Linked DNA regions of Homo sapiens: regions 1 and 2 are each linked to region 3. A link is a loop called in an ENCODE intact Hi-C map of the cell type or tissue named here. Cell type or tissue: PC-9. All regions are shown on one strand. Links, peaks and the distances in the headings refer to the core of each region. The heading gives the core; the rest is flanking DNA. Region 1 overlaps ERC1 (ELKS/RAB6-interacting/CAST family member 1). Region 2 overlaps ERC1 (ELKS/RAB6-interacting/CAST family member 1). Region 3 overlaps WNK1 (WNK lysine deficient protein kinase 1).

What was found. Peaks named below come from ENCODE experiments on the same cell type or tissue, not always from the same donor. Only the 100,000 strongest peaks of a DNase experiment are listed, where the experiment ranks them.
Region 1: a loop joins it to region 3, with 3.0 times the contacts of the local background. A loop is called at or near these places in 2 of 110 quality-filtered maps.
Region 2: a loop joins it to region 3, with 7 times the contacts of the local background. A loop is called at or near these places in 33 of 110 quality-filtered maps.

What each region holds. Positions count from the first base shown.
Region 1 is chr12:1,112,437-1,123,039 of GRCh38, forward strand. ERC1 (ELKS/RAB6-interacting/CAST family member 1) reads left to right here. Exons shown (of 19, transcript NM_178040.4): 7 at 3,430-3,597. LOC124902857 (a long non-coding RNA gene) reads right to left here. Exons shown (of 3, transcript XR_007063157.1): 2 at 5,130-5,186; 3 at 2,978-3,063. Among named protein-coding and RNA genes, the nearest start is that of ERC1, 130 kb to the left of the region's middle. RefSeq lists an enhancer at 2,964-4,163. In PC-9, for the core only: CTCF peaks have their summits at 5,714 (motif pointing right) and 5,933; DNase peaks (open chromatin) are centred at 3,475, 3,565 and 5,765; H3K4me3 peaks cover 1,615 bases; H3K27ac peaks cover 3,049 bases.
Region 2 is chr12:1,087,467-1,098,069 of GRCh38, forward strand. All of the region lies in intron 3 of ERC1 (ELKS/RAB6-interacting/CAST family member 1), which reads left to right. Among named protein-coding and RNA genes, the nearest start is that of ERC1, 100 kb to the left of the region's middle. RefSeq lists an enhancer at 7,480-7,629. In PC-9, for the core only: CTCF peaks have their summits at 5,898 and 6,098; a DNase peak (open chromatin) is centred at 5,865.
Region 3 is chr12:809,543-820,145 of GRCh38, forward strand. WNK1 (WNK lysine deficient protein kinase 1) reads left to right here. Exons shown (of 28, transcript NM_018979.4): 2 at 4,100-4,272. Among named protein-coding and RNA genes, the nearest start is that of WNK1, 62 kb to the left of the region's middle. In PC-9, for the core only: CTCF peaks have their summits at 4,838 (motif pointing left), 7,108, 7,311, 9,048 and 1 weaker place; DNase peaks (open chromatin) are centred at 4,839 and 8,119; H3K27ac peaks cover 2,030 bases.

The DNA.
Region 1 (10,603 bases), core at 1,071-9,070, 300 kb after region 3:
TCTGCTCTTTAACTGACTCCTGTTCACTAGTTTGACCCACATGTCACTTTGTGTGCAGTGAGCCTTCACGTGTTCTGGAAGCCTTGTACCTGGTACTTTATTGTTGCTTTTGTCACTCTGTGGATGGTATTTCAAAGCCTGTTTCTTTCTCAACCCTTTATTGTTGGTTTATATGAATGGCGGCCTTCTTTTCTTCCTAGGTACAAGAATATATGCAGTTGTTCTAGGCCTATCACCTAGAGTTTATTTGAATTTGAAACTCTTGAGCAAAGTGCTTTACCTTATGTAGACATTATCTTTAAGTCTCCAGTGAGTGATTTTGCCACAAATGTTACTTTCTTTAGGACAGATGTATAGAAAGTATTTATCTAGTAAATTGAAATTACTAAGAGACTTATTTCAGGTATCTAAATCTAGTTCAATATTCTAATGAACTTAAAATTTCAATTCAGAACATAATAATAAAATAAATACAGTTGGCCCTCCATATCTGTGGATTTGCATCTGTGTGTTTAACCAACTGTTTTTTATTTTCAGGGTAAAAAAATGGATGTTGTGTCTGTGCTGAACATGTACAGGCTTTTTTCCCATGTCATTATTCCCTAAGCAATACAGTATGACAACTATTTACATTGTAAATATTTACATTGTATTACGTATTACAAGTAATCTAGAGATGATTTAAACTATACTGGAGGATGTGCATAGGTTATATGCAAATTCTACATCATTTTATATCAGGGACTTCAGCCTTCATTAATTTTGGTATCCAAGGTGTGTCTTGGAACCAGTCCCCCATGGACCCATGGATACCGAGGGATGGCTGAATAATAAAGTAGCTAACACTTGCACACTTACTGTAAACATTTTATAACGTGCTGAGTTAGACATATTATCAACTCCAAATTATAGACGAGGAAACTGAGGTAACAGAATGGTGCCTAGGAAAACACAGCTAGTAAGAGGCAGGATTTGGTTTTATACAGGCAGTCTTCTTCCACATACTGCTTACAAGTTCTTTACTGACCTATACTAGGCTGTGCACACATTTGTCAAAGTGTCAGCAAAAACTGCTTCTGAAAATAATTGTGGCTAAGACTGGAATAAAAAAATACAGCATTTAAAAAACCAAACTTGGGCTACTTTTGTAGATTTGCTATTTATGGTCCACTTTATAGTATATATTAAAAAGGGAAATATTTTGGTGGAAAGGGTCTAATTTGGTTTATGGAAACCATATATTGGCTAGAGGGAAGGTTGATCAATAACTTCCTTTTTAAAATAGCTACTATTAGTAATTTCTGCATTGAGTCAGACAACAGGCTAAGCACATTTCACGCTTTATTTTACTGAATCCATAAACAGTACAGTGGCATTCGTATAATTTCTCCTTATTACTAATTAGGAAACTGATTAGGAAAGTAATTATTCAGGGACACATAGCTAGCTTAGTTCTGATAGGTGAATGTCTGCAAAGCCTTGTGCTCCTAAGCTTTGTATTATATTTGCTTCCCCTTTATAATGTCTTCCCTTCTCAGTCTTTAAGGAAAATTTGTGCTTCTAAACTCTGCTTTTCTTTTCTTTTTTTCTTTTTCTTTATTTTTTTGAGACAGAGTCTTTCTCTGTCGCCAGGCTGGAGTGCAGTGGCGAGATCTCGGCTCACTGCAACCTCTGACTCCCTGGTTCAAGCGATTCTCCTGCCTCAGCCTCCTGAGTAGCTGGGATTACAGGCATGCGCCACCATGCCCAGCTGATTTTTGTATTTTTAGTAGAGATGGGTTTCACTATGTTGGCCAGGATGGTCTTGATCTCCTGACCTTGTGATCCACCCGCCTCGGCCTTCCAAAGTGCAATGATTACAGGCGTGAGCCACTGCACCCGGCCTAAACCCTGCTTTTCATTTAAAATATTTTCTTTTCTTTCTTAGTCTTTAAGGTCAATATAGCATTATTTGAAGCTTACTTAATAATGCAGATGATGACGAAACAGATTTTTATATTTATTTTTGACCACGTGATTGGAGGTAGCTGGAAATTTGAATAATCTTAGTCATAGTTCTTTAGCTGAGAAAATGGTAACACTTTGAACATCCCCCAAAATATTCATTCATACAACAAATGTGTTTTTGTTACAATCAGTGTGTTAGGGAATGGAATAGTGTTAATGGGTTGTTTTTATTGGTGAAGGGATATCATAAAAGACTCCACGTTGTTACAGTGTGTGCTAACTCTTGGGTACATACTATTTTGCAGGATGAATATAGCCACCGTTTAAAATTATCTTCCACTGATGTTTTTAGTATCCTCAGGTACTTTGTATACAATAAGCATACAGAAATATTTGTTGAATGAATGAATAACTATATCTCTAAAAAGAGATTTTATGCATATGAGAAAAATACTTAATCTTTTTTGAAACAGAAGGCTAAATTGGAAATTTATTTTTGGTGTTCCTCAAAGGTCTAATTTTAATTAATGTGAAATTTATTTCTTCATGGGAAATTGTTCTCAAAAGCTTTATCCCTTATACCTAAGATTATTACAATTACAATACTTTAGATACATTCAAGTTTTTGAAAATGAAAAGATAACTTTTTGTTTCATCAGTGACACCGAAATTACTGACTTGTCAAATGTATACTTCCAATAATTAGTATCTTTTTTAGTTCCTTGTTAGGTGGTAGACATAATTTAAAAGGAGATGTAATTTCTGTTTACATGGCTTCCATTTAGGGTAAAAAACTATTTTTAAAATTCTTAGAAAACAGGAATGTAAAGAAGGTGTTAGAAAGAAAATACTTTCAATGTTAAGAGAGAAATTAATCAATACACATAACATCAAATTATAGGATTTTACAAAACCATGTTATGTATAACATTAAAAGTGGCTTTTTAAGATAAGAATTTTATGCAAACTTTTGAGAATGAAAAAGATAACAGTGAAAAATTAGCACAACAGCAGCAGATTTTGAATTTTAAATAGTACTAGGAGGTTTCTAAAACCTTTTTTGTTATATCTGCACTCATCCTGCATTTGATCCATCATGTTCTGAAGAGGTCTCACCTAGAAAAATGAAAACCATTTCATCAGTACAGTGGTGTTCAGTTGCTTACTGCTGTCTCATAGTCATCTAATTGAATTGGAATTTCCTTTCCCTCCATTCCCTTTCTAAGAGGTTTCAAAGAATATTTAGAAGACACAATAAATGAAAACTGGACATTTCCCTATTGGTTGAATAAGTTTAGTGGTTTTTTTTGGCTCAGGGTTGGGGAGATCCAAGGTTATGTCATGCAAAAAGATGAATATGACCTATCACACAGTTCGTGCTGCATTTAGTTTCATATTTTGTGACTCAGATCTGTGAAAGATACAGATAAGAGGTGTTTGTTTTATTTCTTTTTTCCTTAAAGTGTTTTACTTCTTTTCTAGATTGGCCAGGTGAAACAGGAGCTGTCCAGAAAGGACACAGAACTACTCGCCCTGCAGACAAAGCTAGAAACACTCACAAACCAGTTCTCAGATAGTAAACAGCACATTGAAGTGTTGAAGGAGTCCTTGACTGCTAAGGAGCAGAGGGCTGCCATCCTGCAGACTGAGGTAGAAACAATTCTGGGATTTGTGGGGAGTTGGTTTCTTGGCACCTTTTCATAAGCGTTACCTGTGCTGTTTTTGTTATGTTTAGAATTGGGAAATATGAGTAATGTTATGATTAATTCTTCAGCAGCGTGATCAGTCACTGTGCTAAAATGTAACCATCTTATTTCAGTTGTTCTTAGATCTAACAAGTTAAAACAGGTGCAGTTTATGTTTTTAATTCTTTAAACTTTTGCCAAGTCTGTACTTCAAAGTATACTCTGACAGTATTAAAAATAAAAGGATAATTGTAAAAGAGAAATCATTGATTTAGAAGCTTCAGTTCAACCCCTGGTGAATTTTCTAGTCATGAATGACAATGAGCTTGGTTACACTGTGTTTGGAGTACATTTAAGTGTCTTTAAGTTGTGATATTATGAATAACTGTATATAGGAAACTGGAATCTGTTAAAGTTCTAGATAGTCTAATTTTAAACCACAGATTATTAGACAATGTGTCTTCATATCCTGTTTGAAAATAAAGTTAGTGTTTTTAGAATTTTTTTTTTTTTTTTGAGATGGCCTCTCGCTCTGTTGCCCAGGCTGGAGTGCAGTGGTGTGATCTTGGCTTGGCGTGATCTTGGCTCACCACTACCTCCGCCTCCTGGATTCAGGTGATTCTCCTGCCTCAGCCTCCTGAGTAGCTGGGATTATAGGCGCATGCCACCAAGCCTGGCTAATTTTTGTATTTTTAGTGGAGATGGGGTTTCACCATATTGGCCAGGCTGGTCTCGAACTCCTGACCTCTTGATCCGCCCGCCTCTGCCTCCCAAAGTGCTGGGATTACAGGCATGAGCCACCATGCCCGGGCAGTGTTTTTCAAAATCTTGGAAGATGATCTAGACTATTGGCTATGACTTCAGTTAGGTATCCACCATCTTCAGATAGGTATATGACTTCAGATAGATATTTAGTGTATTTGCTAAATAATCCCAGATCGATTCTTATCTATCTTACTTTCAATGATCGAAGAGAAAGAGTTGATGATACCATGTGGATTTACTGTCTTAATATAAATATTTTTTAAAGGTTGCAGTGAAATAGATAATTTAAGAATAGATAAGTAGTTTTGCTTTATAGAAGAAACATAAAGCATATGATGTAGATTAGCTTTTTTTCTTTAAAGAAAAATAAGAACATAATTTGGTGGAAAAAAGGAATGAGGAGGAAAAGAAAGAATAAAAACCTCATAGTCTTAGAAGACAAGAATCTTCCAATAAGGAAGAATGAAGAAGGAACCTAAACTGTTTCATGTAATATTTTTATCTGTACAATTTGGGGCTTTGTTAAAAATGGGAGATTTTAGCTGACATGTTTGTCATTTTTCTTATAACTTACACTTTTTCTATTTTAGTTATGTTTCATTTTGTTATGATGTCAGCTCCATTCTACCTCACAGAGATATTTGGGTATAAAATCATGAGATGCAGTAGTGGCTAAGGCTTTGGCTCTAGAGTCATGTTTACTGAGTTTGGACTTCCATCTTTACCACTTACTATGAGTCGCGTGATCCTGGGAACGTATTCAACTTCCTTACACTTCACTTTTCACGTCTGTAAGGTGAAGAGAATAGTAGTGCTTAACTCATAAGTTTGTTGTTAGAATTAAACTCGTTTATTTACTGCCAGTGTCTGGCACATAGTAAAGTCTTTGTACATTCGTCATTGTTATCATTTTATAATTCTTCTAATAAAATCAACTAATGCATATACTGTTGAGATGTTAAGAGAACATAGTATTTAGATGATCTGCATTTTCTTACTTTTATTAAGCTAAACTTAGGTTTATTCAGGGAATTATAAATATGAAATCATCTAGATAATGTTACCTGCAAAGTTATTCATTTATAGCTTTATTTTAAAAATTTTTTGTGGGTGCATAGTAGGTATATATATTTATGGGGTATGTGAGATATTTAATACAGGCATACAATGTGAAAATAAATTATGGAGAATGGCGGTATCCATCCCCTCAATCGTGTATCCTTTGAGTTACAAACAATCCAATTACACTCTTTAAGTTATTTTAAAATGTAATAGCTTTATTAATCGTTTTTCACTTCAGTAGCTTGAGTGCATGCAATACAGCAAAAGGGTCAGAAGAGGGTGCCAGTGTTCTAGAGGTCAGCCGCACTTCCAAGTTTGCTACTGTAATAGCTTTGGATGGAGGTGGCAGGTGTACAAACCAGAGAACCAAGCAGTTGGTTAATGATAATGCAAACATTTAAAAGCTTGTCACAGTCTAATAAATGACTTTTCCCCCTTGGCAATCCATGCTTCTCTTTGTACCCCCCTCAAATAATATTCTTATTAGCCAGGTCTCACCCAGATGGGCTTGTGATTGGTTTCTTGTACCATAGAGAATAGATTGTATTTATTGTCATTCATGAATGGTTTTTAGTTTTTAGCCATTGCAGGAGTAGCTGAGTCTCAGTGATTATTTCTGTAAGTTACTAGGGCCACTGCGCAAATAGAACCATCTCATCATAAAAGATAAAAGAATGAAAGCTAACTTTCTTTGGAATTTGGGATGATTTTAAGAATGTAATATGTCTATTTATTAGCATTGCTTAAAAAATTACTCTGGTGGCACTTGACAAGAGTCACCTTTTCCAATGTAACTTGCCAGTGTTAGAGCCCAGTAAAAGGCAGTTTATACCAGCTCTTTGAAAGTTTTCATGTGTTTCTATAATTTGCTCTTAGTTGATTTCATCTTTTCTGCAGCTATCCCAGACTTCGATCTAACACTCGGATTACTAAATTAAGTATATATGAAAAAAGAACATGGAGCATGGAGTTTTTCTTTCATTTTTATTTTTAGAGATAGAATCTTACTCTGTCACCCAAGCTGGAGTGCAGTGGCATGATTATATTAATAGCTCATTGCAGCCTGGAACTCCTGGGATCAAACGCTTCTCCTGCCTCAGCCTCCTGAGTAGCCAAGACTTATAGGCATGTGCCACCACACCTGGCTAATTTTTAAAACTTTTTGCAGAGACAGAGTCTCACTGTGTTGCCTAGGCTGGTCTGGGACTCCTGAGCTCAAGCAATCCTCCTGCCTCTGCCTCCCAAAGTGCTCGGATTACAGGCGTGAGCCACTGTGCCTAGCCTGGAGTTTAAAAAATTTTAAAAATCCTTTAAGGAAAACAGTTACATGTGAAAAGATCTGTTTGTTTTTTGTTTTGTTTTGTTTTTTTTGTTTTTTTTTTCCCTATTCAGGGTACATGGACTAAGGCCCTCTGGTGTTATACAAGGTACAGTATATATGGAATCGCTCCCGTTTTGTAACCATCTCTTTTAATCTGATGACTTTCACAGAGGTGGTCTGGATTTAGTAATATAGTGGTTAAAAGCATGGTCTTTGGTGTCAGACATAGGCTTGAAAACCAGCCCTCTACCTTTACTAGTTGTGTGACCTTAGAGGAGTTACTTTACTTCTTCTTTGTGTGTGTGTGTGTGTGTGTGTGTGTGTGTGTGTGTGTGTGTGTGTGTGTGTGTGTGAGATGGAGTTTTGCTCTTGTTGCCCAGGCTGGAGTGCAATAGCACAATCTTGGCTCACCACAACCTCGCCTCCTGGGTTCAAGCGATTCTCCTGCCACAGCCTCCCGAGTAGCTGGGATTATAGGCATGTGCCACCACACCTGGCTAATTCTGTATTTTTAGTAGAGATGGGGTTTCTCCCTGTTGGTCAGGCTGGTCTCGAACTCCCGACCTCAGGTGATCTGTCCTCCTCAGCCACCCAAAGTGCTGGGATTACAGGTGTGAGCCACCGCATCCATTCAGGAGTTACTTTACTTCTTTAAGCCTCCATTTCCTCATCTATAAAATGAGGATAATGATAATAACAACTTCCTAAGGTTTTTATGACTAGGTGTTTAATTCTGTTCTCATCTGAATATGGAGGGACATTTTTTTATTAATTTATTATTTTTTTTTTGCGACAAGGTTTCACTTTGTCATTCAGGCTGTAGTGCAGTGCCTTGATCATAGCTCACTGTAACCTTGAACTTCTGGGCTCAGGTGATCCTCCCACTTCAGCATCTTGAGTAGCTAGGACTACAGATGCAGGCCACCTCTCCTGGCTGATTTTTTAATTTGTATTTTTTGTAGAGACAGGGTCTCACTATGTTGCCCAGGATGTTCTTGAACTCCTGGCTTCAAGCAGTCCTCCTGCCTCAGCCCCCAAAGCACAAGAATTATAGGCAGGAGCCACTGTGTCCAGCCATGGAGGGAAATTTAAATTCAGTGGGTTAAAAAATTTCGAAACACCTTACAGTTTATAGCACTTTGATTTGATTTGATCTTTATTGTTTTATTTGCTCTTCATAGTAATGGCATGGGTTAGACAAGATAATTATTGTTGTTTTGCTTTTATAATTGAGAATTTTGTGAACTGCTTATTAGCATACCACTTTTGACTGGCACTTGAGGCTACTCTCACTAGTAACACTGGGACTTTTGATATATCATTTACAGTATTCTCAAGAATTAAAGTTCTTTTCTTGTTCCAAAATTGTGATGCTATACTAGGGACCTACCATTAAATGTATTTTCAGGATGAATTCTCAATGTGCAGAGCAGAGCTGATTGTATCAATAAGCCAAAATAATGTACACCTTACTGCTTCAAAGTAGTACAGGTTTTTCCCCTTCTCCAGGAAATTGTGTTTTGGAATTCTGTTTATTATAGGTAAGGAATATAATCTATATCTTAGTAATAGTAAGAGGAAGTGGTTCTTTTTTTCGGAGGTGCTCAGGAGATCAGCATCTAGCACAAGGTGAGGACCTGCCCTTGCTCTAGGATGTTTTGGCACTAGGCACTAGAGCTAGGATGCTGTTGTTTGACGTGCACCCTCTGCTTGCAGTCCCAGCCCAGTTCTGACTTCTTCAGCATACTAAGAGTTAGTAATACATTCTTAGAACTAGAGGGCATTTTTAGAGATCATCCAGTCTTTCCGTAATTTAAAGAATATGTATGATAATATCTAACCTGAGTCTTGTACCATGGAGGGTTTGTATACTTTCATTTTCCCAGTTAATTCTTAGAGTAACCTTCTAAGAAATAAGAATTGTTGTAACATTTTACAGATGGGGAGTTAAAACTTAGAGAGACTGAGGTTACATGACCTAGTGCCCGATCGATTCAAACCCGCAAACTTGCGTTCTTGATCATAACGCTGCAATTCCTCCCTGTGCAGAGAGAATATAGTGACATGCTGAAGGCCTATACAACTACTTGGTATTAGTTTTGGGACTGGAATTCATCATTTCTGACTTCGCTAATTATGATGTGCATAGACGACCATGACTCTTGTTTGATTGGTAGGTTGAGGACTAGCCACAAAGAAAGATGGGGAGAAGAAGAAACAATTCATGTTGGTAGAGAGGAGAAAAGGATTTAGGTTGATGGAATTACATAGCCTCAGAAAGAGATAGGCATCTTTTGTGACGAGATTGTGAAAGAAGAGAAAGATGTATTGATTGATCTCTTCATTCAACACGGTTTTGGGAGTACCTGCTGAGAACCCTTCTGAGCACTGGGGATACAGTGGCAAATGAAACAAAGGCTGATGATCTCTATCTCTATCTCTATCTCTATCTCTATCTCTATCTATCTCTATCTCTATCTCTATCTCTATCTGTGTCTCTATCTCTATCTCTATCTCTATCTCTATCTATCTCTATCTCTATCTCTATCTATCTCTATCTCTATCTATCTCTATCTCTATCTCTATCTCTATCTCTATCTCTATCTGTGTCTCTATCTCTATCTATCTCTATCTCTATCTCTATCTCTATCTCTATCTCTATCTGTGTCTCTATCTCTATCTCTATCTCTATCTCTATCTCTATCTCTATCTGTGTCTCTATCTATCTCTATCTCTATCTCTATCTCTATCTCTATCTGTGTCTCTATCTCTATCTCTATCTCTATCTCTATCTATCTCTATCTCTATCTCTATCTATCTCTATCTCTATCTATCTATCTCTATCTCTATCTCTATATCTCTATCTCTATCTGTGTCTCTATCTCTATCTCTATCTCTATCTCTATCTGTGTCTCTATCTCTATCTCTATCTCTATCTCTATCTCTATCTGTGTCTCTATCTCTATCTCTATCTCTATCTCTATCTGTGTCTCTATCTCTATCTCTATCTCTATCTCTATCTGTGTCTCTATCTCTATCTCTATCTCTATCTCTATCTGTGTCTCTATCTCTATCTCTATCTCTATCTGTGTCTCTATCTCTATCTCTATCTCTATCTCTATCTGTGTCTCTATCTCTATCTCTATCTCTATCTGTGTCTCTATCTCTATCTCTATCTCTATCTCTATCTGTGTCTCTATCTCTATCTCTATCTCTATCTGTGTCTCTATCTCTATCTCTATCTCTATCTCTATCTGTGTCTCTATCTCTATCTCTATCTCTATCTCTATCTCTATCTGTGTCTCTATCTCTATCTCTATCTCTATCTGTGTCTCTATCTCTATCTCTATCTGTGTCTCTATCTCTATCTCTATCTCTATCTGTGTCTCTATCTCTATCTCTATCTGTGTCTCTATCTCTATCTCTATCTCTATCTCTATCTCTATCTCTGCCTATTGATATATCTGTATATATCTATCTAAATCTCTGAAACAGCTGCTCAGAGTAAAAGAGGACTGGGTGCTATGAAAAGAGATAGGGCTTAGAATCTTTTTCAGATGAGTGTGTTTCTCTCACTGTTGTATGTGGGTTGTTGAGTTATGGGGTAGGGGTTGGGGGTGGGTGCTGCAGGGTGACACTGGTATGATATTCAAGTCTGCTTGTGAAGGTAGACTGGCTTTGGAGTGCTCCTTCCCCTTTCAGCATCCTCTCTATACCTGGGGCAGAGCATTTGTTCTAGCAGCGGTACAGATGATCATGCCAGAGGCGTTCTGATCTGGGAGGCTTGCTTCCTGCCACAACCACTCCCCCAGCTCCAGCTGGT
Region 2 (10,603 bases), core at 1,355-9,354, 280 kb after region 3:
TGTTGAAAGTGCTGAGATTACAGGCAATATGCCTATGCCTGGCCCGTTATTATTATTATTGTTGTTGTTGAAAGTGCTGAGATTACAGGCAATATGCCTATGCCTGGCCCATTATTATTATTATTGTTGTTGTTGAAAGTGCTGAGATTACAGGCAATATGCCTATGCCTGGCCCATTATTATTATTATTGTTGTTGTTGAAAGTGCTGAGATTACAGGCAATATGCCTATGCCTGGCCCATTATTATTATTATTGTTGTTGTTGAAAGTGCTGAGATTACAGGCAATATGCCTATGCCTGGCCCATTATTATTATTATTGTTGTTGTTGTTGAAAGTGCTGAGATTACAGGCAATATGCCTATGCCTGGCCCGTTATTATTATTATTGTTGTTGTTGAAAGTGCTGAGATTACAGGCAATATGCCTATGCCTGGCCCGTTATTATTATTATTGTTGTTGTTGAAAGTGCTGAGATTACAGGCAATATGCCTATGCCTGGCCCATTATTATTATTGTTGTTGTTGTTGAAAGTGCTGAGATTACAGGCAATATGCCTATGCCTGGCCCGTTATTATTATTGTTGTTGTTGTTGAAAGTGCTGAGATTACAGGCAATATGCCTATGCCTGGCCCATTATTATTATTATTGTTGTTGTTGAAAGTGCTGAGATTACAGGCAATATGCCTATGCCTGGCCCATTATTATTATTATTGTTGTTGTTGAAAGTGCTGAGATTACAGGCAATATGCCTATGCCTGGCCCATTATTATTATTATTGTTGTTGTTGAAAGTGCTGAGATTACAGGCAATATGCCTATGCCTGGCCCATTATTATTATTATTGTTGTTGTTGAAAGTGCTGAGATTACAGGCAATATGCCTATGCCTGGCCCATTATTATTATTATTGTTGTTGTTGAAAGTGCTGAGATTACAGGCAATATGCCTATGCCTGGCCCATTATTATTATTATTGTTGTTGTTGAAAGTGCTGAGATTACAGGCAATATGCCTATGCCTGGCCCGTTATTATTATTATTGTTGTTGTTGAAAGTGCTGAGATTACAGGCAATATGCCTATGCCTGGCCCGTTATTATTATTATTGTTGTTGTTGAAAGTGCTGAGATTACAGGCAATATGCCTATGCCTGGCCCGTTATTATTATTATTGTTGTTGTTGAAAGTGCTGAGATTACAGGCAATATGCCTATGCCTGGCCCGTTATTATTATTATTGTTGTTGTTGAAAGTGCTGAGATTACAGGCAATATGCCTATGCCTGGCCCGTTATTATTATTATTGTTGTTGTTGAAAGTGCTGAGATTACAGGCAATATGCCTATGCCTGGCCCGTTATTATTATTATTGTTGTTGTTGAAAGTGCTGAGATTACAGGCAATATGCCTATGCCTGGCCCGTTATTATTATTATTGTTGTTGTTGAAAGTGCTGAGATTACAGGCAATATGCCTATGCCTGGCCCATTATTATTATTATTGTTGTTGTTGAAAGTGCTGAGATTACAGGCAATATGCCTATGCCTGGCCCATTATTATTATTATTGTTGTTGTTGAAAGTGCTGAGATTACAGGCAATATGCCTATGCCTGGCCCATTATTATTATTATTATTGTTGTTGTTGAAAGTGCTGAGATTACAGGCAATATGCCTATGCCTGGCCCATTATTATTATTATTGTTGTTGTTGAAAGTGCTGAGATTACAGGCAATATGCCTATGCCTGGCCCATTATTATTATTATTGTTGTTGTTGAAAGTGCTGAGATTACAGGCAATATGCCTATGCCTGGCCCATTATTATTATTATTGTTGTTGTTGAAAGTGCTGAGATTACAGGCAATATGCCTATGCCTGGCCCATTATTATTATTATTGTTGTTGTTGAAAGTGCTGAGATTACAGGCAATATGCCTATGCCTGGCCCATTATTATTATTATTGTTGTTGTTGAAAGTGCTGAGATTACAGGCAATATGCCTATGCCTGGCCCGTTATTATTATTATTGTTGTTGTTGAAAGTGCTGAGATTACAGGCAATATGCCTATGCCTGGCCCGTTATTATTATTATTGTTGTTGTTGAAAGTGCTGAGATTACAGGCAATATGCCTATGCCTGGCCCGTTATTATTATTATTGTTGTTGTTGAAAGTGCTGAGATTACAGGCAATATGCCTATGCCTGGCCCATTATTATTATTATTGTTGTTGTTGAAAGTGCTGAGATTACAGGCAATATGCCTATGCCTGGCCCATTATTATTATTGTTGTTGTTGTTGAAAGTGCTGAGATTACAGGCAATATGCCTATGCCTGGCCCGTTATTATTATTATTGTTGTTGTTGAAAGTGCTGAGATTACAGGCAATATGCCTATGCCTGGCCCATTATTATTATTATTGTTGTTGTTGAAAGTGCTGAGATTACAGGCAATATGCCTATGCCTGGCCCATTATTATTATTATTGTTGTTGTTGAAAGTGCTGAGATTACAGGCAATATGCCTATGCCTGGCCCATTATTATTATTATTGTTGTTGTTGAAAGTGCTGAGATTACAGGCAATATGCCTATGCCTGGCCCATTATTATTATTATTGTTGTTGTTGAAAGTGCTGAGATTACAGGCAATATGCCTATGCCTGGCCCATTATTATTATTATTGTTGTTGTTGAAAGTGCTGAGATTACAGGCAATATGCCTATGCCTGGCCCATTATTATTATTATTGTTGTTGTTGAAAGTGCTGAGATTACAGGCAATATGCCTATGCCTGGCCCGTTATTATTATTATTGTTGTTGTTGAAAGTGCTGAGATTACAGGCAATATGCCTATGCCTGGCCCGTTATTATTATTATTGTTGTTGTTGAAAGTGCTGAGATTACAGGCAATATGCCTATGCCTGGCCCATTATTATTATTGTTGTTGTTGTTGAAAGTGCTGAGATTACAGGCAATATGCCTATGCCTGGCCCGTTATTATTATTATTGTTGTTGTTGAAAGTGCTGAGATTACAGGCAATATGCCTATGCCTGGCCCATTATTATTATTATTGTTGTTGTTGAAAGTGCTGAGATTACAGGCAATATGCCTATGCCTGGCCCATTATTATTATTATTGTTGTTGTTGAAAGTGCTGAGATTACAGGCAATATGCCTATGCCTGGCCCATTATTATTATTATTGTTGTTGTTGAAAGTGCTGAGATTACAGGCAATATGCCTATGCCTGGCCCATTATTATTATTATTGTTGTTGTTGAAAGTGCTGAGATTACAGGCAATATGCCTGTGCCTGGCCCATTATTATTATTATTGTTGTTGTTGAAAGTGCTGAGATTACAGGCAATATGCCTATGCCTGGCCCATTATTATTATTATTGTTGTTGTTGTTGTTGTTGTTATTATTATTATTATTATTATTATTATTATTATTATTATTATTATCATTTGTGACAGAGCTTTGCTCTGTCCCAGGCTGGAGTGCAGTGGCGCAATCTTGGCTCATTGTAACCTCCACCTCCCGGGTTCAAGCTATTCTCCTGCCTCAGCTTCCTGAGTAGCTGGGACAACAGGCGTGCACAAGCTAATTTTTGTATTTTTAGTAGAGATGGGGTTTCGCCATGTTGGCCAGGCTGGTCTCAAACTCCTGACCTCAGGTGATCTGCCTGACTCGGCCTCCCAGAGTGCTGGGATTACAGGCGTAAGCTACTGCACCCAGCCCCATTTTTATTATTTATAGATTCCTTCATTATTTGTTTCTTTTTTTATCTTACAAGGATGGAATGCTGTGCATCAGCACTGTTCAGAAAGACTTTCTGGGTGGAGTGCTAATTAAGTTGGGAAGGGGATTTTATAACAGGGTAAGTGTCCTTTAGTAGGTACCCTTTCAGTGGAGATCTGAAGAGAAGAAGCCAGCTTTGCCAAGTAAAATAATTTCATGAAGAAGCATTAACAGTTTTAAAGACCTCATAGGAAGGAGTTTTGAGGAAACAGGAGGGAGGCTGGAGGGCAAGAATATACTGTATAAGGGGAAGACTTAATGAGATGCGAAATTGGAGAGGTGGCCAGAGTCAGATTCACTTATCACGTATTTACTGGACACCAACCATGCGCACAGCACTAAGGATATAGCAGCAAACAAATCCATGCTGTCTTTGAGAAAAAGTACCTGCCTTTATGATCCTTGCAGATAATGCAACCATTTTATTCAAAATGGGAGAGAAAACCATTCCACCGTTGAATCAAGGGAGTGACACAATCTGATTTGCTTTTAAAATTTACTCTGGTTGTGCTGAGAATAAATGGAGGAAGGAGAGAAGAGTGAACAAGGGAGTATAGTAAGGAATTTAACTGCTGTAATCTAGATTAGGGGAATGGGGACTTGAAATGATTGCTGGAGATGTACAGAATATCACTAGCGTATCAGGAAGCAGCACAAAGAATTATGGGCTGGCAATGCTAGGGTATCCAGAAATTTCATTAGTTATTGAATTATTGTCCATCTTTTAAAAAAAAGTGGCATTTAATCAATTCTTTTTTTTTTTTTTTGAGACGGAGTCTCGCTCTGTTGCCCAGGCTGGAGTGCAATGGTGCGATCTCGGCTCACTGCAACCTGCGCCCCCTGGGTTCAAGCGATTCTCCTGCTTCAGCCTCCCGAGTAGCTGGGATTACAGGCACCCATCACCAGGCCCAGCTAATTTTTCTGTTTTTAGTAGAGACGAGGTTTCACCATGTTGGTCAGGCTGGTCTTGAACTCCTGACCTCGTGATCCGCCCGCCTCGGCCTCCTAATATGCTGGGATTATAGGCGTGAGCCACCGCGCCCGGCCCACATTTAATCAATTCTAAAAGTCACAACTTTCCCTGTTTTAACAATGAAATTGAGTTAAGTGTTAACACTTGGTGTCATGTTAACAGTCTATATCAGCAAAGCAGCAGTCCTGGTATATTTGTTTGCCCGTGTATTCACAAATATAATCATGTCCATTCATTTTGTCATCATTTCAGCTGAGGTATGAGCATTGTTGGCATTTCCCATGTTAACTTTGTTGTTCAGTGTTTCTGCATAAATATTCTGTGAATCAGCATTGAAACAAAATTACCCGGTATGGAGAAAGTTATGAAAACAGTTTATGATGGTATGTGATTAAACTCTGTTTAAATAAGTTTAAAAAAACTAACTCTTGCAATCAGTATTAAGTAAAAATTCTAGGGCGGGTGCAATGGCTCACGTCTGTAATCCCAGCACTTTGGGAGGCCAAGGCGGGCGGATCGCCTGAGGCCAGGAGTTCGAGACCAGCCTGGGCAATATGGCAAAACCCTGTCTCTACTAAAAATACAAAAATTAGCTGAGTGTGGTGGTGCACGCCTGTAATCCCAGCTCTTTGTGAGGCTGGCACATGGTAATTGCTTCAACCCAGGAGGCGGAGGTTGCAGTGAGCCAGGATTGCACCACTGCACTCCAGCGTGCAGAGTGACACTCTGCCTCAAAAACAAACAAACAAAACCCTAAATTTATGATAAAGTTTTGTGTCATGATTTATTTGGAGGCATTTCCACTATTTCTTTTCAGCATGTACAACAGTGGTGTGTCTTATAATCAGTGGCATCTTAGATTTGATGAAATAAGATAGCATTAAAATGGCATTTGTAGCTATTAGTAGTAACATTTGTAATTAGTTTTACGTTTTCTTTATTAACATGATTTTGTAGCTGGCAGGTAAATAATTCTCCCCCCCAAAAGCCGAGAGGTAAAAAGTAAGATTTCAATGAAGCATTGTATTTTCTGTTTGTACTCAAATCACATTGTTGTTTGACCGCTTATTCTTAGCTTTTGTATTATTTCGCTGTAGCTCCTTTCATTTGACTGTTAGAAGAGTGGGGACATCTCTTGGACAAATGCTGAATTACAGGCAAGACTTGGTTAGTGCTGAGGGCTTGACAGGTGATTCTGTTATACACCAACATTTGAGGCCCCAACTTTGGTTTTCAGTCCGCTAGCAGAGGATACCTAAGTTGGCTGTGGAATTTTTGGGTCTTCAATCCATATGCATACCAAACATTGTCTATAGGCCAACTAAATAATATATTTCAGTATGTGCTCCTACTTACTTAAATGCTGGTATGCTATTGTGATTAATAAAATACAACTTTGTTTTAAAACATTATTGCAGCCTACTAGTTTTTTGTCTGTATTTTAATCAACAAACCGTATTAGTACAACTGCTATCGTGTTAGGTTTGCAAAAATCTTTGAGGTTAAAAGTGCTAATATTTGAATATGTTCTAGGCTAGGGAATTCTGAATCTAACTAGCATATCTGAGGACTGCTTGTCAGTTTGTCAGTATTACTGGCAGATAGAAGGTATAAGCAGAGGAGATTAAAGAAAAAAAGAAACATATATATATGTTTATGTGTATTTATTTATATATAAATATATATTTTTCTATATATAAATGTATATTTTTCTATATAAATATATATATTTTTCTATATATATATATATATATATATATATAGAAAAACATAGAAAATGAATAGGAATTTAAAAAGAAATTTTTTTTTTTTTTGAGACATAGTGTGGCTCTGTCGCCCAGGCTGGGGTGCAGTGGTGCAATCTCAGCTCACCGCAACCTCCGCGTCCCGGGTTCAAGCAATTCTTCTGCCTCGGCCTCCTGAGTAGCTGGGACTACAGGTGCCTGCCACCATGCCTGGCTAATTTTTGTATTTTTAATAGAGATGAGGTTTCACCTTGTTGGCCAGGCTGGTCTCAAACTCTTGACCTCAAGTGATCCTCCCGGCTCGGCCTCCCAAAGTGCTGGGACAACAGGCATGAGCCACCACACCCGGCCAAAAAAGAAAAAGAAATTCTTAGTTTGTCTTTTGTAGCAATTTTGGAAGATGAGAACAGTTGCATACCTTATTTATTTAAGTTATTCCTTCTCTCTCTTTTTTTTTTTTGGCAACAGAGTCTCGCTCTATCGCCCAGGCTGGAGTGCAGTGGTGCGATCTCAGCTCACCTCAACCTCCGCCACCTGGGTTCAAGTGATTCTCCTGCCTCAGCCTCCCAAATAGCTGGGATTACAGACGTGTGCCACCACACCTGGGCTAATTTTGTATTTTTAGTAGAAATGGGGTTTCACTGTATTGGTCAGGCTGGTCTCGAACTCCTGACCTCAAGTGATTCGCTGGTCTTGGCTTCCCAAATGCTAGGATTACGGACGTGAGCCACCGTGCCTGGCCCTTCCTCTCCTTTTTAAATTACATCATTTGTCCTTCATTTCCATTTTGACAAGGTGACATTTTCTGAGCACACTACTATTACCAGAGATGGTAATGGGTTCAGGTACAATGGTGTGTGACACTGGGCAAGTTAAGATACGAAAAAGTGGTAACAGTTCTTTCCATTTACCCTCCCTTCTTTTTTATTTCTGTCTCCGCTGTGTTGTCAGTATGATAAATTCAGAAATTGAATCTGTGAAGGGACTTCCCGAACAATGTGGAGCTTCTATCCTTGAACCAAGGGTGCTGAGGGCTAAGACTTGAAACTTGAAAAAAAATTTTCAGACCTAAGTTTTACTTTTTAGTCACACATACTTCTTTCTCTCAGGTGTGCAAGTAAAAGTTGACTTACTTTTACAAAGAAACAACTAGGGAAAAGGAGAATTATTAAATTTTGTTTCTCAGGCGTGGTGGCTCATACCTGTAATCCCAGCACTTTGGGAGGCTTAGGTGGGCAGATCACTTGAGGTCAGGAGTTCAAGATCAGCCTGGCCAACATGCTGAAATGCCGTCTCTACTAAAAATACAAATATTAGCCAGGCATGGTGGTGCATGCCTGCGGTCCTAGCTATTTGGGAGGCTGAGGCAGGAGAATCGCTTGAACTCGGGAGGTGGAGGTTGCAGTGAGCCGAGATTGTGCCACTGCACCAAAAAAAAAAAAAAAATTGTTTCTAACTTGTTTATTTTCTAAATATAAATTAGTCATTATTCTTTAGTTATTTAAGGAGAGAAAATGAACATATTTTTTATGGTCTACCACATTTGAAAGTATATTATAGCAACATTAAATGGACTAAGACAAAAAAAGACAAATAGACTATATAACAAGATTCAGATACTTCTACCTCTAATTTTTTCAAATGAAAATTTTCAGCCAAAAAGGAGTGAAATAAAGTGACCAAATAGCATATTCTACTTCTTACACTTCTTTGAATAGTACTTCTATTTCCAGTCTTCTCTCTCTATTGACAATGCGGGAGGCATAGGCTTGATGTGCTTGGTGGGAAAGGGGAGCTTATGAGCTCACTGACTGGAAGATGTGTTCATAGTGAACTGTAAGGTGCAGGCTTCTGAATGGGAGTTTGTTTTGAGCAATGGGTTTTAAAACGTCTTTGTAGAAAAGCTTTATGCCTATGGATGGTTTAAAATACACCCCAATTCTTTATTGTACGCAGGGAAGGATTTTTTTTTTTTTTTTTTGAGATAGGGTCTGACTTTGTCACCTAGAGTGCAGTGGCGTGATCTTGGCTCATTGCGGCCTCCACCTCCCAGGCTCAAGCAGTCCTCCTGCCTCAGCCCCCGCAAGTGGCTGGGACTACACATGAGCACCACCACACCCAGCTAGTTTTATGTGTTTTTCATAGAGATGGGGATTCACCGTGTTGCCCAGGCTGGTCTCGAACTACTGAGCTCAAGTGATCTGCCTGCCTTGGTTTCCCAAAGTGTTTGGATTACAGGCATGAGCCACTGCACCCAGTCAGGACTTTTTATTCAAATGGATTTTTCGGTTTTCTTTAGGAATTAGGTGATGCTCAAGAGGAGAAATCAGATGAAATAAGTTGAAAATCTAAATTGTGTGTTATTTTTTAAAAAATGCAGTTTTAATATTTTCAAGTAGATACAGAAATACCAAATAAAAATGTTGTAAAGTATAGGTTATAAAATTTTGTTAATAAATGAAGATTGTTTACAGTTAGCAGAGTTCATTTTATTTTTACTCAGACAATTTAAAGTTCGACACTCATTTATTGAACAAATACTGTTAAATATCTACCGTGTGCCCAGTCAATCACCTTGTAGTGTGCAGAACAGATTCAACATGGACAAACTAGGCTGGGAGGAGGCTGACGAGTTTGTCGTTTTAAGGCAGGTGAGAGATTATTATGGCCTAAACTAATTAATGTGTTAGGTGTTGGGATGGAAGAAAACAAATAATTTTAAGAGATTTTAAAAACTCTTTTTTGATACAATATGGAATGCATGTAAGAAATAGAATAAAACAGGTGTATAGTTAAGTAAATTATAAAGTAAGCACCCTCATAACCACTACCTAGGTCTAGAAATAGAACTTTCACAGCCACCCAGAAGTCCTGTACGTGAACCAACCCAGCCAGAACTCTCCCTTCCCTCTAAAAGTAACCAGTGTTCTGGGTTTTATAGTTATCATGCCTTTGCTTATTATACTTATCACATCTGATCCTTACTATCATAGTATTGTTATCTTGTATTATATGTTAAATTAATATCATTCCTAGGTATCATCCCTAAGAATTATGTCTTTGTTTTGTCTGTTTTTCAAAAATATGCTTTAAATCTCTTAATTACCGATTTGCCCTTAATTCCTCCTTTTTTTTCTCGTGCAGTTGGAGCATTTCTTGGCTTATTAGCTGGAATGACAATTCCATCATCTTTGTAATATCCATGTTTATTTCAGTGGAATGACTTCTCTCCTGGTTGTAGGTCATATTTTCCTACTTCGTGTGTATAGAATTTGTGGTATGATGGACATTTTGGACACAAGGTGATTGAGTATCTGGATTTTGGTACCTTCCTTAATGAAGGGTTGTTTTGTCTGGCAAGAGTTAATTTACTTGGGGATTAACTTGATCCTTTCAAGACTTGCTTTTAAACTCTGTTAGGCCTGGTTTAGAATAGCCTTTTCTCTAGGCTACATCAGCTCTACTCCTAAGCTTGACCTTTTAGTGTCTCTACTAAATGCCTCTGCTGTTCTCCCCACTATTTGGAACTTGAATTTTTCCCAGCCCTATGGGGTTCAGGTAGTTACTCAACTCATGGCTCTCTGATAGTTGCTCTTTCTCCAGTAGCTCTTGATCTTATTTTGTGGCAGCTTGCCCTATACATGCACAGCTTAGTATTTGGCCAAAGACTCAAGGGGACCCTTGTCAGGTTAGACAGTGCTGCTTTTCTGGTAAGCTCCCTTCTCTGTGTTTTGTTTTTAATTTTTAATTTTTTTTTTTTTTTTTGAGACAGAGTCTCACTCTGTTGCCCAAGCTGGAGTGCAATGTCGCGATCTCGGCTGACTGTAACCTCTGCCCCCCAGGTTCAAGCGATTCTCCTTCCTCAGCCTCCCGAGTAGCTGGGATTGCAGGTGCCCCCCACCATGCTCAGCTACTTTTTGTATTTTTGGAAGAGACGGGGTTTTGCCATGTTTGCCAGGCTGGTCTTGAACTCCTGGCCTCAAGTGATCTGCCCGCCTTGGCCTCCCAAAGTGCTGGGATTACAGGCGTGAGCCATGGTGCCCGGACCTCTGGTATTTTGCTCCGCAAAGTTTTGCAGATTAATGGGAACCTTACTCATTAA
Region 3 (10,603 bases), core at 1,108-9,107:
AAACACCTTGAAAGCCATGTTAGTCTTTTTGCTATCTTTAACAGTTAAGAATTTTTGCATGAGAATTATTATTTTGTTTCTAGTTGTAGTTTTTCCAACCTTTCCCAGGCCTTCAATCTCTAATTCTGAAGTTTTTAAGAAGAGTTAGTTACCTACAGTTAATACTTCTGTCATCTTTGAATTGCTGTTATACCATATAGGCCTATGAGAGAGTTGCCAGACTTAAATAATTATTTATATGCTTAATTTCTTTTAACACATAGAATAATTCTTTAAAAAATTGTTTTCTCTGTAAACTGTAACTGAAACCCATGCTGCCCTGGAAAGCAATGTTACAAACTGCTGTACCCTCTGCCTGAAGACAAGTTTTTATTTCTTTATCCTAATACCCAACAACAATTAGTATCACTTTAAAAGATAAAATAGAGGCCGGGCACGGTGGCTCACGTCTGTAATCCCAGCACTTTGGGTGGCTGAGATGGGCAGATCACAAGGTCAGGAGTCCCAGACCAGCCTGACCAACATGGCGAAACCCTGTCTCTACTAAAAATACAAAAATTAGCCAGGTGTGGTGGCACACGCCTGTAATCCCAGCTATTCAGGAGGCTGAGGCAGAATTGCCTGAACCCGGGAGGTGGAGGTTGCAGTGAGCAGAGATTGTGTCACTGCACTCCAGCCTGTGCGACAGAGCAAGACTCCGTCTCAAAAAAAAAAAAGGTGAAATAGATGCCCATGTCTTGCTAAGTCAGTGTGGTGCAGAAAATGATAAGGAGGGAGTATTCCAATATTGACCTAAAATATTTTAATCAAGAATTCCAGACACTTTTCTCCACCCATATTTTGATATGTAGAGTTATCATGTGTGGTCTTAATTTAGCAGTAAAATTTTGAATATTGCACATATATAATACTAGAGAAATTTAAATGTTAATAAGACTTGAGGACCAGATAATTTTGGGGATACAGTTGTTAGCTGTAAAGTAAAAATTTCAAGTTTAATGAATGAAAACTAGTCTCACTGCTCCATTAGCACAATTGGTTTGGAAGGTTTGCTTCTGGGCGAATAAAGTGAACAATAGCAAAGGATGGGATTGCTACTTTAAAAATACTAAAATATGAGGGTAAAGAGAGATGTCTGTCAGAGGATGTTTAAAATGAAACAGCTTCTTAAAAGCAAGGGACGGAAGATGTGCAAATGGTTATGAGGTCATTGTACTAAACATTAGCATTGTGCTTCTCACTCCAGAAGAAATTACATCAGTGGATAATCTACTGAGCACTGTAATTTGGGTAGTACTGAGATGAGCAATTGTTTTAGTTGTTGCCTGACCCCCACCCCACCCCCAGCAGCCTGGAACTGTGCATGTTATGAAGAGGTCATGTGACACGGATCCTTGGTTTTGCTCATTTATCCTGTCAAAACAACTTAATGTAGATGGAAAGAAATGAACGAAATGAATAGAATGGGTTAGCTGTATCAGCTTTAGTTTATATTGAAGGTAATGAATGCTGCAATTGGGATAGTATAGTATATTAAGGCCCCAGGAATATCCAGCTCCATAATGGTGAAGAGAAGGTTCTAAAAAGCAACAGTGGCTAATCCATTCTAAGTCTCACTTGATGTTTTAATGCTACTTTTTGATACGGTCTTTTAAAATTTTATCATTGTATTCATGATAATTTGATTGACAGTTGGTAATATTTAAACAATATATGGTTCCTCTTATTTTACCTTCAGCTGTAATTTAGTATAAAGTTCCTATTTCTTTTCAATAATTATTATATAATAACAAACGTGGATCTTCTGAGAAGAAAATTATTTTAGAAGTTTTGCAAAATATTTAGGGTTTGTTTGTTGTCATTGAAACATGAGCTTTGAACCAAATCTTCATTTGTCTCTTAGTTCTGTTTTTCATGTGAATTTGAGGGAGATAATAAAATTTTGTGAGTCAGTTCGTCTCACAACATTTTTCTGAGGATTAAATGAAGTGAAGCAGCCAACTAGTAAATGGCAAATACTTGGCAAAAATTATTTTTAAAACCCCAGGTGTTCCTTCTGATCTGTGTCTTATGTTAGTTTTGATCTACTTTATTATTGTCTTAAAGTCTTTTGGGTGCTAAAATTATGTACTTCTCTAAGATATTTTATGAAATGTTCCTAGATTAAAAAAAAAACAATATTCAGTTATAGATGGAACAAGTAGACAAACTATTGAAAGAAGCCCCAAATTATTTGTTTAGGTTTCCCCCATTTCCTGCTTTGTTGATGATAATCTGTTGTCATGCATCTGTATTTCTAACTTCAAACATTAAGCAGGGGTTCTCAGATCCCTTAAAATAAATAATACTTTTCAGAAAGGATAAAAACACTTAGCTATATAAAGTAGCCTGTATTTATAGTATAGATGTCTTCTGGGCAAATTAGAGATAAAATATTCTAAATATTTCTATGGAATTTTTAGATTGTCATTCAGTGTATTCTCAAGGAAAATTAAATACGGATTTTTGATGGCAAAGAAGTCCCCCGTTTTTTTCCCTCTATGCTTTGCTATAAATAAGTAGTTGGCAGCTTTTTTACAATAAGCTTTTACAAACCATTTTTAAAAATCAAAAGCTGGGACCTTTGCAAGTTGATCATTCTGTATGGGTTGTGTTGGACTTAACTGAGACTCAGAGGCCCAATTTCAATTCTCATTTTTCTTTTAAGTCACAGGAATTTTTTATCCTTGGGGAAATGCTAACTGCTTATTAAGGACACACACACACACTTTTAAAGGGGTATTGAGGGGAAAAGACATTTATGGAATTCATTCAACAAATGGCTGTTGAACAAGTCACTATGCTAGGTTGTCAGGTGCTAAAGATAGAACACAAAAAGGTATCTTGTCACTGCCTTTTCATGACAAAAAGCCTCTGAGGGCTTATTCTATGGGGGATAAGAGTCAATATAATGTTGCCTGTGATTAAGTGTTATGTAAGAGGCATGTACATAGTATCCATTGGTTTTAATGCTATTGGGCAGAGTAGAAACAGGAGTAGTAACTTGGTTTCCTTTTATTACATTCCTTATTGGGTACTTTTGGCGACAGAGTGAGAACCTTAAAGTTCAATTAATAATTGATGTAATAACTGAAGAGAAAAATTAATGAACAGGAAGGTAGATCAGAAAACATTGCCCAGAAAGTAGCATACAGAAGGAAATGGAAAATGAGAGAGAAATTAAAGGATATTAAGGATAAACTAAAGTTATACACATACTCACACACATTTAAAAATTGTTTAAAAAGAAAAGAAGAGTTGGAAGGGGAAAAAAAGAGAATGAGAGGAGACAGTGTTTAGAGAGATACTGAGAATTTTCCTGACTTGAAGACAAATACTTGAGTATTTAAGTTATTGCTTAAAAGAAAAAAAAAATTAGGCTTCATGCAGTGGCTCACACCTGTAATCCCAGGCTTTGGGATGCCAAAGTAGGAGGATCACCAGAAGTTCAAGACCAGCCAGTGCATCATAGCAAGACCTCATCTCTACAAAAAATTAAAAAATTAGCCGGGCAAGGTGGCACATGCCTGTAGTCCTAGCTACTCTGGAGGCTGAGGTGGGAGGATCCCTTGAGCCCAGGATTTGAGGCTGCAGTGAGCTATGATAGCACCGCTGCATTCCAGCCTTGGTCACAGAGTGACTTCCTGTCTTTTAAACAAACAAACAAAAATAAAAACAATGTTTTGGTTAAAGATAGATTGATTTTAATCAAGGCAAAGATAGAACTGGAATTTATATTTAGGTCTTTGCCTCCAAAGCCTATGTTCATTTCCTGACATTAAATTGCATGTCTAGCAATTGATGACTTATGTTGGATATGGAAAGTTAACTGCACCTTACAAAAATGAGACTATATCTGAGTTACACATTAACAGTAAAGATACTAAAATGATCTCAAGCATGAATGTATATAATCCAAATCTATCATTTATAACTTCAGCATTTGCATTTTTTAAACACCATCGATCATGATTTAGTAATGTTTAAGTGTCTAAGATTAACTGTCTGATTTGGTGTTTTATCATTTTAAACCACATTCTGTTTTGGTTTTTGATTTTAGGATCGAAAATTAACAAAGTCTGAGAGGCAGAGATTTAAAGAAGAAGCTGAAATGTTAAAAGGTCTTCAGCATCCCAATATTGTTAGATTTTATGATTCCTGGGAATCCACAGTAAAAGGAAAGAAGTGCATTGTTTTGGTGACTGAACTTATGACGTCTGGAACACTTAAAACGTAAGTTCATCAGTATTACAAAAGCTGACCAAGAAGTATGAGAGAATTTGATTTTTTAAATTTCAGGTCTACCAGTTTCACTTTGGTTGTTCAGCCTAAGAAGGGAACAGTCCTTCCAACTGTTACTGTATTAGCATATTTCCTTGCCCACAAAGTCCTCTAGTATATAAAGTGATTTGATAATTATTTCTTGGTAAGTATTGAAATGAGAAGTTATGGCCGAGTGTGGTGGCTCATGCCTGTAATCCCAGCACTTTGGGAGGCCGGGGCAGGCGGATCACCTGAGGTTGGATCACCTGAGGTCAGGAGTTCGAGACCAGCCTGGCCAACGTGGTGAAACCCCGTCTCTACTAAAAGTACAAAAATTAGCCGGGCATGGTGGCGTGCACCTGTAACCCCAGCTACTTGGGAGGCTGAGGCAGGAGAATCGCTTGAACCTAGGAGGCGGAGGTTGCAGTGAGCTGAGATCACCTCACTTCATTCCAGCCTAGGTGAGACTCTGTCTCCAAAAAAAAAAAAAAAGAGTGGCTAAGGAATCAGAAATCAAATGTCAAGGTAGCCCTCTAGTGGTTAAAATGAGATTAAGGTTTATTGAGAAACTACCTATTTTTTTCATTTGTATTGTGCTTTGCTATATCCCTGCAACTTTTATATCAGATGCAGATTATATTGTGACAGTTATCACTTAAAAAATACTTTTAGTTCCATTTCCCATAACATCAGAAATTAATCCCCAAATAGCTAGATCTATCATTCCTTTCACAGAAATAGGTTTAATGCAGAAATTTCCCGTTACTTATTGTAAAGAGCTTTTGGTAAGTGTTGGAGTATGCCTTTGTAATCCCAGGTTTCTTAGAGCAGCAGTCCCCAACCTTTTTGGCATCAGGGATTGGTTTCATGGAAGACAGTTTTTCCATGAACTGGTGCGGGGGTGGGGCTGGGGAAGTTTGGAATGATTCAAGCACATTACATTTATTGTGCACTCTATTTCTATTATTATTACATTAAAATATATAATGAAATAGTTATACAACTCACCATAATGTAGAATCAGTGGGAGCCCTGAGCTTGTTTTCCTGCAACTCAACTGTCCCATCTGGGGGTGATGGGAGACAGGGCAGATCATCAGGCATTAGATTCTCATAACGAACGCTCAACCTAGATCCCTTGCATGCACAGTTCACAGTAGGGTTCATGGCCCTGTGAGAAATCTAATGCTGCTGACAGGAGCCAGAGCTCAGGTGGTAATGCGAGCAGTGAGGGAGCGGCTGTAAATACAGATGAAGCTTTGCTTGCTCGCCTGCCACTCACCTCCTGCTGTGTGGCCAGGTTCCTAAAAGGCCATGGACTGATATTGATCTGTGGCTCAGTGGTTGGGGACCCCTGGTATCTTAGAGGATCTGTTTTTACTCAGAGAAGAACCTGTAGTAAGTTACCTTGTATAAATTTTTTATTTGGTGAAATTGGATATTTTTAAATTATCACTGTGGCATATATTCTTTATTAATTGTTAAAGTTAATACTGCTGAGCTGATTAATTCCAGATCATTGGAATACAGTGTTACAGCACCTGGATATAGTCACTTGCATGTTTTCTGAAATGCTTACGGTTAGCATGTTGAAACATGAACAGATCATTTCTGTCCTGCAAATTCTAATTTCTTTATCCAACTTCCACTCTTGTTTATGGCAATACCTTTATCCTAGTTAGTCAGGCTTCTTGATACTCTCTTTTCTTCCATTAGAATGTGCTAACTAGCACTATATACCTAGTACTATGAACAAGTGCTAGATATCACATTCTACTGGAAGTGTCTAATACTGAATAATAAGTGTTTGAATGAATTAAGGAGAATTATGTGGTAATAATTATGTGTACATCTTGAGATTCTTTCCACTGGTTTGGATACTTACTTGGTTGTCAACAGTTTGTCTGGCATGCCTAAGATTACTCTAAAATACAATGGTTTACTTGTTTTAAAAACTATATTGAGGAGCTTTGGGTAACATAGTGGGGTAATAAGCCCCTGTGGAATGGCTGTCCCACACCAACAAACTGAAATGTGGAATATAATAAAAGTTTTTTCCAATACGTGTCTAAGCTTTAAGGAAAGAAAGGTTAACCTCCAGATAATAAGCAGAGATAACTCAAAGCCAAAACAGGAACTTATACTCTGGGATTTTAGACCACATATTGGTTGAGGAGTTGATGCTAGTTTTAATGTCCATGCAAGGACAGAAAGCCTTAGAACTAGGTAGAGAGGGGAGCTAGAACTTAGCCTGTGTCAAAAAACTGAACTATCCGTGAAAAGAGAGACCTCAGTGCTCTAGCCAGTGAAAGCTGCAAGGAATTTTACCTGTGTGCAGAAGACTGTGGATAAGAGGGGAGACCTATGAAAAATAGAAATTCACATCAAATGCTACCAGTGTTCTTAATTATTCTGTAAACTAATCTTTTCTTTTTCTTTTTTTGGAGACAGGGTCTCACTCGGTTGCCCAGGACAGAGTGCAGCAGCACAATCATAGCTCACTGCAGCCTCAAACTCCTGGGCTCAGGGAATCCTTCCACCTCAGCCTCCCCACTACCTGGGACTATAGTTGCTCACCACCATACCTGTCTAATAAAAAAACAATTTTTTTTTTTTTAGTAGAGACAGTGTCTATTTTGTTGCCCAGGCTGCTCTCAAACTCCTGAGCTCATCCTGATTTGGCCTCATCCCGATTTGACCTCCCAAACTGCTGGGATTACAAGCATGAGCCACGGTGCCCAGCCTGTTTGGTATTCTTCCATCTCATATGTAGATGGCGCTATAACATAAATTTGTACCATCTACTTGGTACAGGAATCCCAAACCGAAGAACATACATGATAATTGATCAGGAACGGAAAGAAAACTCCCGGGGACATTTTCACAGTTCCTTGGTCAGTGTCCAGAGGCAAAACTGTTTCCAAAGAAGATGACCTCACAATTAAATTACAAATCACACCAATGAAGGTGAATAGACACAACCAGAAAATAGCACTGCAACAATTAAGGATATCATGGACAAGTCTGAAAGTGATTACAAACAATTATTTACATAATGATGTCAGTAAAGATATTTGTAAGTGTATATGAAGTGTATAAAGAGAAAAGAAGGAATTGAAGGAAAAAGACACCAAAGAAAAAAAAGACAGGCATAATTTAAAAGCTTCTGAAGAACTTCTAGAAATAAGAACATTAAAATTCAAACATAAATGGTCTAACGGTTAAACAGCAGACTGAATTGAATTGACAGGAATATTAACTACGAAGAAATGAGCAACAGAACACACAAAAAAGACAGAAAATATTTAAAGAGGATGACATAGTAGTGAGAAGACCCAGATAGATTTAATTATCTAAAAGGGGTTTCCCTGTAGTCCTAGCTACTCTGGAGGCTGAGGCAGAGAATCACTTGAGCCCAGGAGGTGGAGGTTGCAATGAGCCGAGATCGTGCCTCTGCACTCCAGCCTGGGTGACAGAGCGAGACTCCATCTCAAAAATAAAAATGAAAAAGTAGAGAGAATGAGAAAAAGAAAAATTTCAGAATTTAAGAATTCTGATTGAGAATGTATACAGATTCCTAAGCAAGTAGATTGAAAACATTCATATTCATTTCTGGAAGAATGGATAACTAGGACCATTGGCAGCATTTGGAGAGGCAGATTGGGAAGGAATGGGAATTAATTCCAAAATGCGTGCTTTTTGGACCTTTCGAGTTTCTACCTTTGTTCTCTATGTATATTTACATTGAAACAGATAAAACACCCATAGCTGAAAAATAAGATGGGAATGTATGAGTCAGAAAATTTGGATTAAGGCCAGGCGTGGTAGTTCACACCTGTAATCCCAGCACTTTGAGAGGCTGAGGCGGATGGATCACCTGAGGTCAGGATCACCTGAGGTCAGTTCGAAACCAGCCTGTCCAACATGGTGAAACCCCATCTCTACTAAAAATACGAAAAATTAGCTGGGCATGATGGCGGGCGCCTGTAATCCCAGCTACCCGGGAGGCTGAGGCAAGAGAATCGCTTGACCCCGGAAGTGGAGGTTGCAGTGAGCCGAGATTGTGCCACTGCACTCTAGCCTGGGTGACAGAGTGAGACTCCATCTCAAAAAAAGAAAAAGAAAAAAAATTTGGATTAAAAGTTGAGATAAATTTAGATGTATTTTTTTAAATAGACATGAAATTCAAATATCATACAATTAACATTTTAGAAAGTACAATTCAGTGGCACTTAGTACATTCACAATGTTTTGTAAGTACCACATCTATCAAGTTACTCAACATTTTAATCACCTCAGAACACTCTGTGCCCATTAAGCAGTTACTCTGCATTTCCCTTCCTCCAGCCAGGCAGCGTATTTTTTCTTTAATTGCACATTATCTAAGTTCTTTTTCTTTTTACAATTAAAAAGAAATTTTCAGTTTCTGAGCTTCAGAGGCTTATGCCAACAGGAGGGTTTATTAAGTAGAAAGAGCATTAGACTTGCAGTAGAAGTTGTGACTGCTCCCACCGCTGCCTCTGACCAACTGTGATTTTGGGCAAATAGCTAACCTTATTTGGGCTTCAGTTCCCCATGTGTATGTAAAACAAGTGGTTGGACTGCCTGATCTCTGGGACCAGCCATTCGTGGATGGGATTTTTTTATTGTAAAAAACATAACAAAATTTACCATCTTAACCATTTTTAAGTGTATAGTTCAGTAGTGTTAATACAAACACATTTCTGTGCAATTTCTAGAATGCTTTTCATGTCACAAACTCTATGCCCGTGGAACAATTTCCCATTTCTCCCAACCCTCAGCTCCTGACAACTACCAACTTTTTACCATCTCTATGGATTTATCTAATCAGGATATGTCCTATAAATAGACTCAAAGTATGTTATGGATCCTTGTGTTTGGCGTCTTTCACTTAGCATGGTGTTTTCGAGGATCATCGTGATTGCACGCATCAGTACTTCATCCCCTTTTATGACTGAATAACATTCCATTGCATGGAAATATCACAGTTTGTTTATTTATCCATTGATGAACATTTGGGCTGTATCCACCTTTTGGCTATTATGAGTACTGCTGCTATGAATATTTGTGCAGAAGTATTTTTTTGAGTACCTGTTTTCATTTCTTTTGGCTGTATACTAGGAATGGAATTGCTGAGTCATGTGGAAATCTTTGTTTAACTTTTTGAGGAGGCATCCTACCGGGAGTGACATGATACCTCATTATGGATTACATTTGCATTTCCCTAATGATTAATAATGTGGAACATCTTTTCATATGCTTATTGGCTATTTGTGTATCTTTGGAGAAATGTTTATTCAAGTTCTTTGCTCATTTTTTATTGGATTGCTTGTTTTTTTGTTGATTTATTAGAGTTCTTTATATATTTTAGAAATTAGACCCTTGTCCAGATCCATGATATGCAGATATTTTCTCCTATAGGTTGCCTTTTTTGCTCCTTGATAATGTTCTATGATGTACAGATTGAGTATAGTATCTCTTATCCGAAATGCTTGGGACCAGAAGGGCTTTGAATTTTTTCAGATATTGGAACTTTGAATTATACTTACCAGTTAAGCCTCCCAAATCTGAACTCCAAAATGTTCAAATGAGCATTTTTGTTGTGTGTCATGTTGGTGCTCAAGTTCAGATTTTCTATTGGAGCATTTTGGATCTTGGATTTTCTGATTTGGATGCTCAAGCCTGTGCCAAGTTTTAAATTTTGATAAAATCCAATGTATCTGCTTTGTCTTTTGATGGTTGGGCTTTTGGTGTCATGTAAGAGTCCATTGTCATAAATAACCAAGGGCATACAGATGTATCCCTAAGTTTTCTTCTAAGAGTTCTATCAATTTAACTTTTCTATTTAGGTTATTGTTCCATTTTTAAGTTAACTTTTGTGTATGCCGTGAGGTAGGGTCTGATTTCATTCTTTTACATGTTGATGTCCAGTTATCCCAGCATCATTTGTTGAAGAGACTTTTACCTATTGAATGGTCTTGGTACTCTTCTCAAAAATTATTTAATCATATGTATAGGTTTATTTCTGGACTCTCAATTCTATTTCATTGGCCTACATGTCTGTTCTTATGCCAGTACCGCATTGCTCTGATTACTATAGTAATTTTTGTAAATTTTGAAAATTAGAAGTGACTTCTCCAATTTTGTTCTTCTTTTTCACTATTGTTTTTGACAGTTGGGGTCTTCTTGAAATTCCATGTGAATTTGAGGATTAGATTTCCATTTCTACAAGAAAAGGCTGTTGGAATTTTGACAGAAATTGTGTTGAATCTGTAGATCAT